2 separate regions of the Homo sapiens genome follow, and region 1 is linked to region 2. A link is a contact called in ENCODE Hi-C or POLR2A ChIA-PET data. All regions are on one chromosome and are shown on one strand. Each heading gives the region's core, a stretch centred on a gene start or an enhancer-like site at or near the end of the contact. The rest is flanking DNA. Distances are from core to core; before and after follow the strand shown.

Region 1 (4,865 bases), core at 788-3,287, 190 kb after region 2:
CCTATATGTAATTGAAACTTTTTTCAAGGTTCAGGGGTTAGTAAAAGAACCTCTCTCCTAAAGTGTGTCTGGCAAGTTATGACTGGCAAGAAGGGACCAACCCCTGCCTTAACAAGTTAAATCTCAACACAGAGCAGAAACAGATGCAGCATTATCCATTATCTTAACTTGGGTTTTCCCTGGACCTCTGATTCTCTAATGAACACAGCTCCTCATTCATGATTCCAGGTAAAATCTTGTCAGAGCTGAAAACAGATGAACTCTTGGTGGGCTACTACTCTTTTATACCCAGGTATAATACTACCAGTATTTTTCAAAGTCCTTACTTGGACCATCTGTGCCCTTCCATCCAATGGAATATTTACAGGCACTGGGCTCTCAGGCTGTTGAACCAAATATAGTACCAGCAAAGCCATATCTTCCCCTGGTGTCCCTGCTTCCAGCTCAGTGTTCTGGAAAGGCTTCTCTGTCACGCCCATCTGACTCTAATTCAGTGTCATTTTACCTGTGGTCCAGGGACATAATCACAAGCCCAATTCTCTTTCATCTCTCCTAAACTTCATGCTTGCCACTTCTAATCTTCTCTTGGCTGGGAATTAGAGGTTTATTAAAAACACTTGCAGAAATCAAGTCAGTAGTTTCAATGAGAGTTTAAGGGCTTCTCCCATGCATTAAAATACATGCATTTTGTAACAACCATTTTGACTACTCATAGATTCTCAGGTAATATTGCTGGAAGCTGAGTTCAGGATAAGTAAGAGGCTATTGTGGTAAAGTTCCCTCTGCTAGAGGGAACTTTGGGGGGTAAATGGCATTTACTGAGTACTTTACGTGTTCCATTTGCCTTGAATGTTGATATACTTTACTCCTTACTTCTTTCAGGTATCTGCTCACCTATGGCCTTATCTGTGACATCCTCCCCAACCACCCTCTATGAAATAACATTCTCCATTCCTGTCTTTCACTAGACCTCATTTGTTGCGTTATTTTTCATCATAGCATTAATCAGCTCTTGGCCTACAAAGAATAGTATGTTTATTTATTTGTCTATTGCCTGTCTCTGAGACATGAATGCTGCATTCATGAGAATGACAGTTCTACAAAGTAGTTGGCTTACCTGTTTTGCTTAGGCGCTCAACAAATATTTGTTGAACAAACACTCCAAGGGTTGTTAAATACTTTAAATATGTCATTTTAATTTTCCCTACCCTTCAAGTCACATATTCCCAGACTTTTTATAGACAGAGAAACTGAGGTTGGTTACTCAATACTTGCAGAGCATAATGTCATGGTTAAGAGCATGGTTCCTGGAACCAGCCTGGCTGGCCTACAGCGTGGCTCAGCCACTGCCTGTCTCTGTGATGTCAGGCAAGTCACTGAACCATTCTGCACATGGAGCTGCTTATCTGTACATGGCAATAATAATAGTACTGCTTTATCAAAGTTGTGGTGAGGACCTTAAGAGCTTAAACAGTTCATGGCTCATAGTAGGTACTACATAAGAGTTAAATAAAAATTAAATCTTAGCTGAGGGTCACCTTATAACAAGCACTAATTTTCTCATTCTGATTTCTTACTCATAGAATGACTTCCTGATTGTAACCAGGCTTTCTGGTTCATCCACCTACAGAGGAAGTACGGATGTAGCTATTCTGGCCTGTGTTGCACAGTTACATATTTCTTGTCATAAATTAATCAATCAGTGAGTTTTGGTTAATGTGCTAACAAAATCACAGTTCTGAACCAGTAAGACTGAAGCCCAAGCCCAGACAGTGTCACAAAGACACACCTCATGTAGTTGCTTGCTTAGTGACCTCCTAGCCACCTTCTCCAAATAATACCACAACTTTTTATTCAAATACCTACAACACAAGCTGTATCACTAGGGATAAGGAAGCACTGCCTGAGAACCCTTTTCTCTAATCAGCAGAGCATAGAGAGAGATGACAGGTAGGAGAGTTTCCAGGGAGAAGTGAATGCTTTGCCAGCGTCACAGCCCTCCCTCCGCTCCCTCCACGACTTCAGAATGGCACAGTCACTGTTTGTGGTCACAAACAACCTGCTGTCCAGGTTTCACTTGAACAGAAGGTGGAATGTTTCACCTCACAAAGAGCCTTGGCCCTCACTTGAAGGGTAGGGCCAAGTGTCGAAGCCACAAGCAGCCCACAGGCATTTGGCACTCCCTGAGGCATCTCCCTCGTGTTACCTTGCCCTGGTGATCATGTTTCATTTCCCATCCCCGCGGCAGCTCTAGCTGTTTGTTCGCGAACATGTTGAGGAATCCCACAAGGTCGCGGTTATGCTGGTAGCGTTCAAAGTGGTGGGTGTCCCTCCGGACTTTGGTGATCATGTGCTTCAAACACGTGTTGTTTGTAAACATGCGGTAGGCACTCTAAAGAAAAGAATGGAGAACCAATGTTAACCCACTTGTGACATGCAGAAGCACCAGAAATACTACACATGGGTATGGCTAATCTTCCAATAAGTAATGAAATGCATATATAAGCTTTGACAGAACTCTAGACCCATGTATGGAAACAGCAGACAGAGCAAAATATCTTGAACAAAATGAAACATAAAGACTACAGAAGGTAAGGCAGTATCCACAGCTGGTGTCTAGTTCTCTTTTTTTAACTTTTATTTGTATTTGAAGTTCTGGGGTACATGTGCAAGAAGAGCACGTTTGTTAAATAGGTAAACGTGTGCCATGGTGGTTTGCTGTACCTATCAACCCATCACCCAGGTATTAAGCCCAGCACGCATTAGCTATTTTTCCCTAATTCTCTCCCTCCCCCAGTCCTACTCTGAAACAGGCCCCAGTGTGTGTTGTTCCCCTCTCTGTGTCCATGTGTTGTCATTTTTCAGCTCCCACTTATAAGTGAGAACATGTGGTGTTTGGTTTTCTGTTCCTGTGTTAGTTTGCTGAGGATAATGGCTTCCAGTTCCATCCACGTTCCTGCAAAGGACATTATCTCATTCCTTTTCGTGGCTGCATAGCATTCCATGGTATATATATGCTACATTTTCTTTATCCAGTCTATCATTGATGGATATTTGGGTTGATTCCATGTCTTTGCTATTGTGAATGATGCTGCAATGAACATATATGTGCAGGTATCTTTGTAATAGAATGATTTATATTCCTTTGGGTAAATACCTAGTAATGGGATTGCTGGGTCAAATGGTATTTCTGGTTCTAGATCTTTGAGGAATCTCCACACTGTTTTCCACAATGGTTGAACTAATTTACTAAAGAACAAACATGTTGTGGAGTCTCACTGCACATGGGCCATTAAATCCTGAAGCTGGTTTTAGGAAAGAAACACACAGTCAAAATTATACCACACTGGCGATGAATATGCCACCTTACAGAGAGCCCTGACATAGCCAGTTTCTCCCCCAGTATTGGACTAGGTTATTGGCTCTCTGAGTGAGTGCCAGATGACACAACTAGTATACACTTAAGGGCCAAGTTGCATGGAAAAATGCTTGCCATACATTTCTATACTAGAAGGACATGCAATGGAATGAGTTGCTCTCACTGACCATCACACTCAACTGAGATCACAATAGACTGAGGTTTTAGAATCTCACCCTTCATAGAGGCATATAAGCTTGGTGAATGGAATAGCAGGCTGAGGTGCCTGGGCTGTACATCTCATTCTTTTTTCTTTTTTTCTCTTTTTCCCTGTGTATATTTGGTTGGATGTATATGAATGAAATGCAAGTTTAAAAAAACTCCACTATACCACCACACAGAAAAGTGATTGTTTTGTCCAAAACCTTACAGTCTTCATTTCTATGATATTTAAAGAAGATTCCACAAACTGACTATGTCATGATTGTCCACATATGAGTCAGTCAATAAATATTTATTGCATAATACCATGCACAAAACAGCAGAAGAGGAATAACTGTATGGCAGCTGTTTCCTTGAATCATCAGAGGGAATATGATATTCATGAAACTGACCAGGCCGTGAATGATCATCCTGGAACTCTATTCTTCTCAGACTGATTCAAAGGGCTTTGGATTCGTTTTATCTTTAGTGTCTCAGGGACACTAGACTGAGTCTGGACCTCTTCCAGCTTTATGGGTTCTGTTATCTATTTTAGTCTAAATCGTATGGGTTCTGTTATCTATTTTAGTCTAAACTTTATGGGTTGTTATCTATTTTAGTCTAAGACAGCCCAAGGCAAACCCCAAGGACTCTAGAGTCTCTGGAAATGATTTCATTTTAATAAACATTTATTGTCTTTGCTGTACCCAGTACTGTGTTCGTTATTAGGGATCAAAGAAGAATGAGTGTGAAGACAGTCAACATTGCTCCAGTCTTTCTAGGATCCCTCAAGATGTGTCATGTCCAGGTCAAAGCATTTATTGCTGATGTGAGTCCCTCTAGAGCTTTCTTCCCTTTGACACAGCAAGTGGCAATGTTTGAACAGGGATGCTCCCCAGCCTGGCTCTCTGGGTCCCTGAGTGACCACAGGGACCCTGATAACCTGACTTGGAATGAGAAGTAATCCTTTGTTAGCTTAAGCCACTGAGATTTGTTGGTCATTATTATTGAAGTATAACCTAAATTATTCTGATTGATTTACCGTCATTAAATACTTGTTCCCTATCAAAACAAATTAAAGGAAAGAAGAAAGGAAGGGAGGAGGAAGGGAAGAAGAAAGAAGACCACAATGAACCATCCTTGAACCTTAATTCCTCAGTACACTTGAGTATAAAATACTTTTGAGTCATATTTCAACCGACAGGCTAAATAAGAGGAGGTTTTGATGGCTGTGAGCAGTTGTGTGGTTCAGAGCAGAGAGTACTGTCAATGCAGGCAGGCCTATGCATGGGCTCTGGGCAATTAG
Region 2 (5,009 bases), core at 2,374-4,873:
TGAACTACATTATAGGACACCCAGTTGCTGTCAGAGAATCAAGGAATTATTGGAAAGACACTTCACTGGTTAACAAATTAAAAAAGAAAAATTACGTGATCATCACAAAAAGTACAATAAGAAAACAGGTGGCAGATCCTTTAGGGCTGACCTTGCCAATCAGCTTGCCCAGATCCCGTATCTATGTACATAGTGTACCACAACCTTTGGTTACAAGTGAACCAAGTCCGTGAAGGGCTTCTGAAAGCCAGAGCCCCTAAGCTAACTTCTCTAACTTCAAGCTGACTCATCCATTTTTTTCTACTATCGTGTATGATTATTATACTTTTCTACATGTGCTGTCATGTGACAGTTACAGGTTTATAAAAGTAGATGAGCTTTTTATTTCTACTATCGTGTATGATTATTATAATTTTCTACACATGCTGTCATATGAAAGTTACAGGTTTTTAAAAGTAGATGAGCTTCGCTCAGAGAGGTAACTCTTTTGTCCTGTTGTTCTACCCTCTAATAATTGCTATGTAAGATCTATTGGTTTCATTTGACTAGAGCTTATCTATTTAAAACTTTTTAAACCTGTAATTACTAGGAATTTCTCTTTTCTTCTCTCCATGTCCCAAATTAATGTGACACAAGAATCATGGGTAAAAGTACCCCAAACTTACCTTGATTGGGCTGAATCAAGGCAAAGATTGAGGAAGTGGAGTATTAGCATGTCTATTTGACCACTTACATAGTCATACCCTGCAATATAATTGTTCTCAGTAATCAAACTGATATTTTTGTCTCCATTGGTTTGAGTGCTACAGAACCTAAGAGGGAAAGAACTATTTTACTTATTAATCTTTTAATATGCCAATACATATAATTTTTAAAATAAGGGATTATTCTGACTTAAAATAAATAGATGAGACAAAAAGAAATGCAGGTTCCCCAATAATTTGCAAACTATTCACCTATTGCAAATATTTCCATAAATAGCCCCCTCTTCTGCTCTTGTTCTCTCTAATTTATGACTGGAAAATCTCCTTGAAAACTCTTTCATTTACCAACTCCAAGCTAAGCCTCCTGCCCTCCTCTCTTCTGCCTTATACTGACCTGTGACCAGTGTCAGATGGGCCTCTTAGAGCAAACCTTTCTGCTCTTCCTTCACCCTCTCCACTGTCTTCACACACTGTCCATGTGGAATCTTTCTTTCTTAAAGGGCATAGATAATGACTGTGCCCCATGAACTGAAGTCATGGTTGGTGAGTTTTCAGCCTCCATTTTTTTCAGTTTTTCAATTGCTGTTGGCCAGGAGCCCCTTCCAAAAATCAACACATCATGCCTCTATTCTGGAATAAGCATCTTCCAGGTAACCCTCAAATGGATCATATTTTGAGAATTGCAGGCTCACTTCAGTTAGCACGGCATTAGCAAGCTATTCTCTTTCTATCTTCTTCAGAGGTGTTTATTCAGTGGCTCCTGTCTGTGAAGGGTGTCTTCAATCTGCAGTCTGAAGGAAAGAATCTCCACCAGCCATATTTTTGCCAATGCTTGTCCCATTGTTTCTTCCTTGCCACTCCTCCAAAACACACACATACATTCTATACCTCTACTAGCACCCACTATAATCACTGTTTCTACATTCACAGATGCAAAATGCCTTTATGTTCAGAGATGGTTAACATTTTCTTTTTGTCACAAAATCTGTAGGTTGCTTTTTGGATTTTTAGTAATAATCTTACATAGAATACACTTACATAGGACATGGTTCCTAGCCAAAGACATCCAAAAGGTTTGCTCAAAAACATGTCTTGTTGGGTCAGCCTTTATTAAATCCTCCCCAGGAGCCGATATTTTGGGAACAAAATATTACTGGTAAAGAGAAGCATGTGAAGTTTCCAAAAGCAAAAGTGTCTGTAACCAATGAACAGATAAAATTTCAAGGCCTATACAGTAAAGCAGCTGTTAGATGATTTACTGGAAAATTCCTCCAAAACATAATAGAGGCTGCCCACTACAAAGGAAATATTTTTCCTTCAAGTGCATAATATTCAAGTTCAATATGTTATGTACTCAAATTACCTCTCTATTAAAATCTGGGGTTTTCACGATAACCTCCACCATGGGGACTTGATTCTCATTCCATCCCAATGAAAAGCCAGGACAGCACTGGTTGGTGTGAGATTCATGAGGTGAGTTCCAAACTCCAGAGACTCATTCCTTTTGTGCAGCTTCCAGTATCAATAACACAGGATAGGACTTCATTTCCCAGGCATATAAGTGACTCACACTAAACTAGACAAATTCGATAACCTCTCACTTTCATTTAGAGAAATGATCATAAAGCTGCCAGTGGGGCACCATGTGATTTTCAAGGCGGGCAGCACAATTGCAAAACAATACTTGCAGGAATCATAGAGGAAGAGAACAATTGTTTCCAGCACCTCCCTTATCTCACTATATGGACAGACAGTGCATAGAGGGACATTCTCAGATGCCACAGCACTTGAGTGTTTTGGTAAAGTCCTGATGGAGACCAGGGAAAGCGGCAAGAGAGTGAGGTGTGCAGCACACAGCACAGTCACTGCTCCACAGCACCAGAGATCTGGAGGCACACGTGGAACCAAATGGGCCAAAAAAAAAAAAAAAAAAAAAAAAGGAATTCATAGTCCTCAGGCCAAGAATTCTCCATTTAACCTCATTCTTGACTCTGCCAACCCACGCGATCATTTATTAGGAGTTAACAGAAACCTTTAGGGAGAGATTTGTTAAGGGTTACAGAATCAGAGCAAGGGAGGAGGAATACGTTTCTAGTGTTCTATACCACTGTAGGACTACTACAGTTAACAATATGTAGTTTCAAATAGCTAGAAGGAAGGATATTGAATGTTCCCAACACAAAGAAATGATAAATGTTTGAGATAATGGATATGCTAATTACCCTGATCTAATCATCATACATTATATGTATCAAAACATCCTTACATACCCCATGAATATGTACAATTATTATGTGTAAATTAAGAAAGAAAGAAATCTCTTGGACTCCATGTAATGTATTTACGCACAGAACACATTCTGGCTCAAACTAGGAGGTGGAGGTCTCCAACTGTACAAAGGGCACTATTGCACTTACTAGGGGTAAGGATTAGAGCTTTCGATCTACACAGGAAAAGTAGAAATGGCAGTCAAGAGCCACAGTGATGCAAGCTGAAGTCAAACCAAGAGGTGTTCCCTGCCACTTGTCTCTTATTTTGAACATGCCAACTAATTGCAGCCCACCCATCCATCCTTCCTTGTGCCAGAGGTGAGGGCTAAGCCATTGCTGCAGAAGTCCTCTTCAGCAGATAGCTGTTTATCTGGTCCTTGATTAATGGTAAGGGGGCTGCTCCTAGCTTTGTTTGGATGTTCAGACAGCAAGAGAGGACACTTGGTTTCAATATGTATATCTATTTGATTCAACCTCCAGCTAAACAATCCTGTTTTCCCTAAGAAATGAACATGGAAATGGTCAAATGTCCACAGGAACATTGGTACAGGAGGAGTATGTTCAATAATCACAAGATATGAGTCAGATGTTCAGAGTGTGATTTTGATATGAACCTTTATTGTGGGAGAGGGAGGGAGGGTTGAGCTATCTGAGAATCAGTTCTGGCTCAGTCCCTTGAGCCTGCTTGGGTGCGAAGGTTTCAGTTCTGTGTCAGTGACTCAGCTCTACTCTGTTCAGGGAAGATAAATTAGGTGCCACGTGCTTTACTCTTAGTGAAATAGGTTATTTTGGGGGAAATATGTGGAAAGTTACTTTTTAAGAAATTCCAGTGAATATGAAGGGCTCCTATCTGAAAAGATGCACATTTGGCTTGTTGTGAGAATTTTTTCCTTCCTTATGAAAAACATCTTGTCTTCAAATTTGTCTGGAACTGTTTACTACATTGCCCTTTTGAGTTGCACCAATAAGAAGGGAGTCAAACACCATTTCCAATAATACTCTGCTCAGTCATAGTGACAGTATGCCCCTGCCTCCCACGCTGCCACACCAGTCCCAGCCGAGGAGCACCTGTGAAGTCTGTTCTGCATCACAGCAGTAAGCAGTCACAGGGCCTATTAGTTATGCACAGCAGGAGAGACCTTGGGGTCAGTGTTAGAGTTATGTTTTTCATACGCATGCAAGACAGCTTACATTCTGCACTCTGGTGGCGTGCAGATGTCCTGGAGAGTAAGGCTCCTTTGGTTCCCTCACTTTTCCTTTTGCTAATAGACCCCAGGCTTTGTTCAGGGATCAGGCAACAATATGCTCATGGTAGTTAGGCTCAGTCTCAGAGAGGAGTCATGGATCATCCATTCCCCTTTGCCTGTGAATGGCGTAGGGATCATGCCAAAAAAAGAAACACTGCTTAGGGGTTTGGAAAAAGTATTTTCTTCCTAGTAAAAGAAATCTTGGTATGACTGAGCTGCTAAATCAATCCACCCTGCAACCCTAATTTTGGACTTCTTGTTTGGAGAGATAATAAATTCTTTATTGTTTAAACCCCATTGGATATAGTGAAAATTTCACCAAAAAGCATCCTAACTGGTCCTCACGGGTAGGAACCTGAATTTATTTCAACTTCTGGAAGACTGTTATGAGCCACAGACTGTCAACTCCTATACAAGCTGAGAAAATAAGCATTCATGGTAAACTGGGGTTATTGAGGAAATTGCAGTTGAATTTGCTCACCTGTAAAATGGGAATATCAGTAGTAACAATTTCAAAGTCTCATCCTGATGATTAATTTAACCCAGGCAAAGCTCTTAAAGCAGTGCCTGGCACATAGAAAAGACACAATTTAATTATCAAGTGTTGTTATAGAGATGAGGAGGCAAGAAGGATTGATCACTTGGGGCTAAATTAGGGATACCAACTAGGAACAAAGATACTCACTTGCAAAGAGAAAGATGATGGCAGACACTCTGGCATGGCTGGCTAGTAGTAAAGTAATATAGAGGAGATCATAATTACAGTTTACCAAGCCCTCTTCATCATG

Evidence for each region. Hi-C counts contacts between places; a loop is a spot of excess contacts on that map. ChIA-PET counts read pairs that join two places held with the same protein, here RNA polymerase II (POLR2A). Pooled maps may share reads with other maps.
Region 1: a map with no recorded cell type shows a loop between it and region 2 (5-fold over the local background). The contact joins two enhancer-like sites. A Hi-C loop is called at or near these places in 1 of 168 maps with a recorded cell type or tissue (Calu3), 3 of 37 single-sample maps with no recorded cell type and 8 of 50 pooled maps. POLR2A ChIA-PET finds 5 or more read pairs at or near these places in 1 of 52 experiments (GM12878).

What each region holds. Positions count from the first base shown.
Region 1 is chr2:196,290,359-196,295,223 of GRCh38, forward strand. HECW2 (HECT, C2 and WW domain containing E3 ubiquitin protein ligase 2) reads right to left here. Exons shown (of 29, transcript NM_001348768.2): 14 at 2,207-2,392. Among named protein-coding and RNA genes, the nearest start is that of HECW2-AS1, 33 kb to the left of the region's middle. Within about 2 kb of position 2,038, at least 10 of the 41 ENCODE cell types and tissues checked have a DNase peak (open chromatin) inside an H3K27ac peak, as active enhancers do.
Region 2 is chr2:196,097,773-196,102,781 of GRCh38, forward strand. No RefSeq gene overlaps it. Among named protein-coding and RNA genes, the nearest start is that of DNAH7, 31 kb to the left of the region's middle. RefSeq lists enhancers at 3,191-3,280, 3,301-3,450, 3,721-3,820. Within about 2 kb of position 3,624, at least 5 of the 41 ENCODE cell types and tissues checked have a DNase peak (open chromatin) inside an H3K27ac peak, as active enhancers do.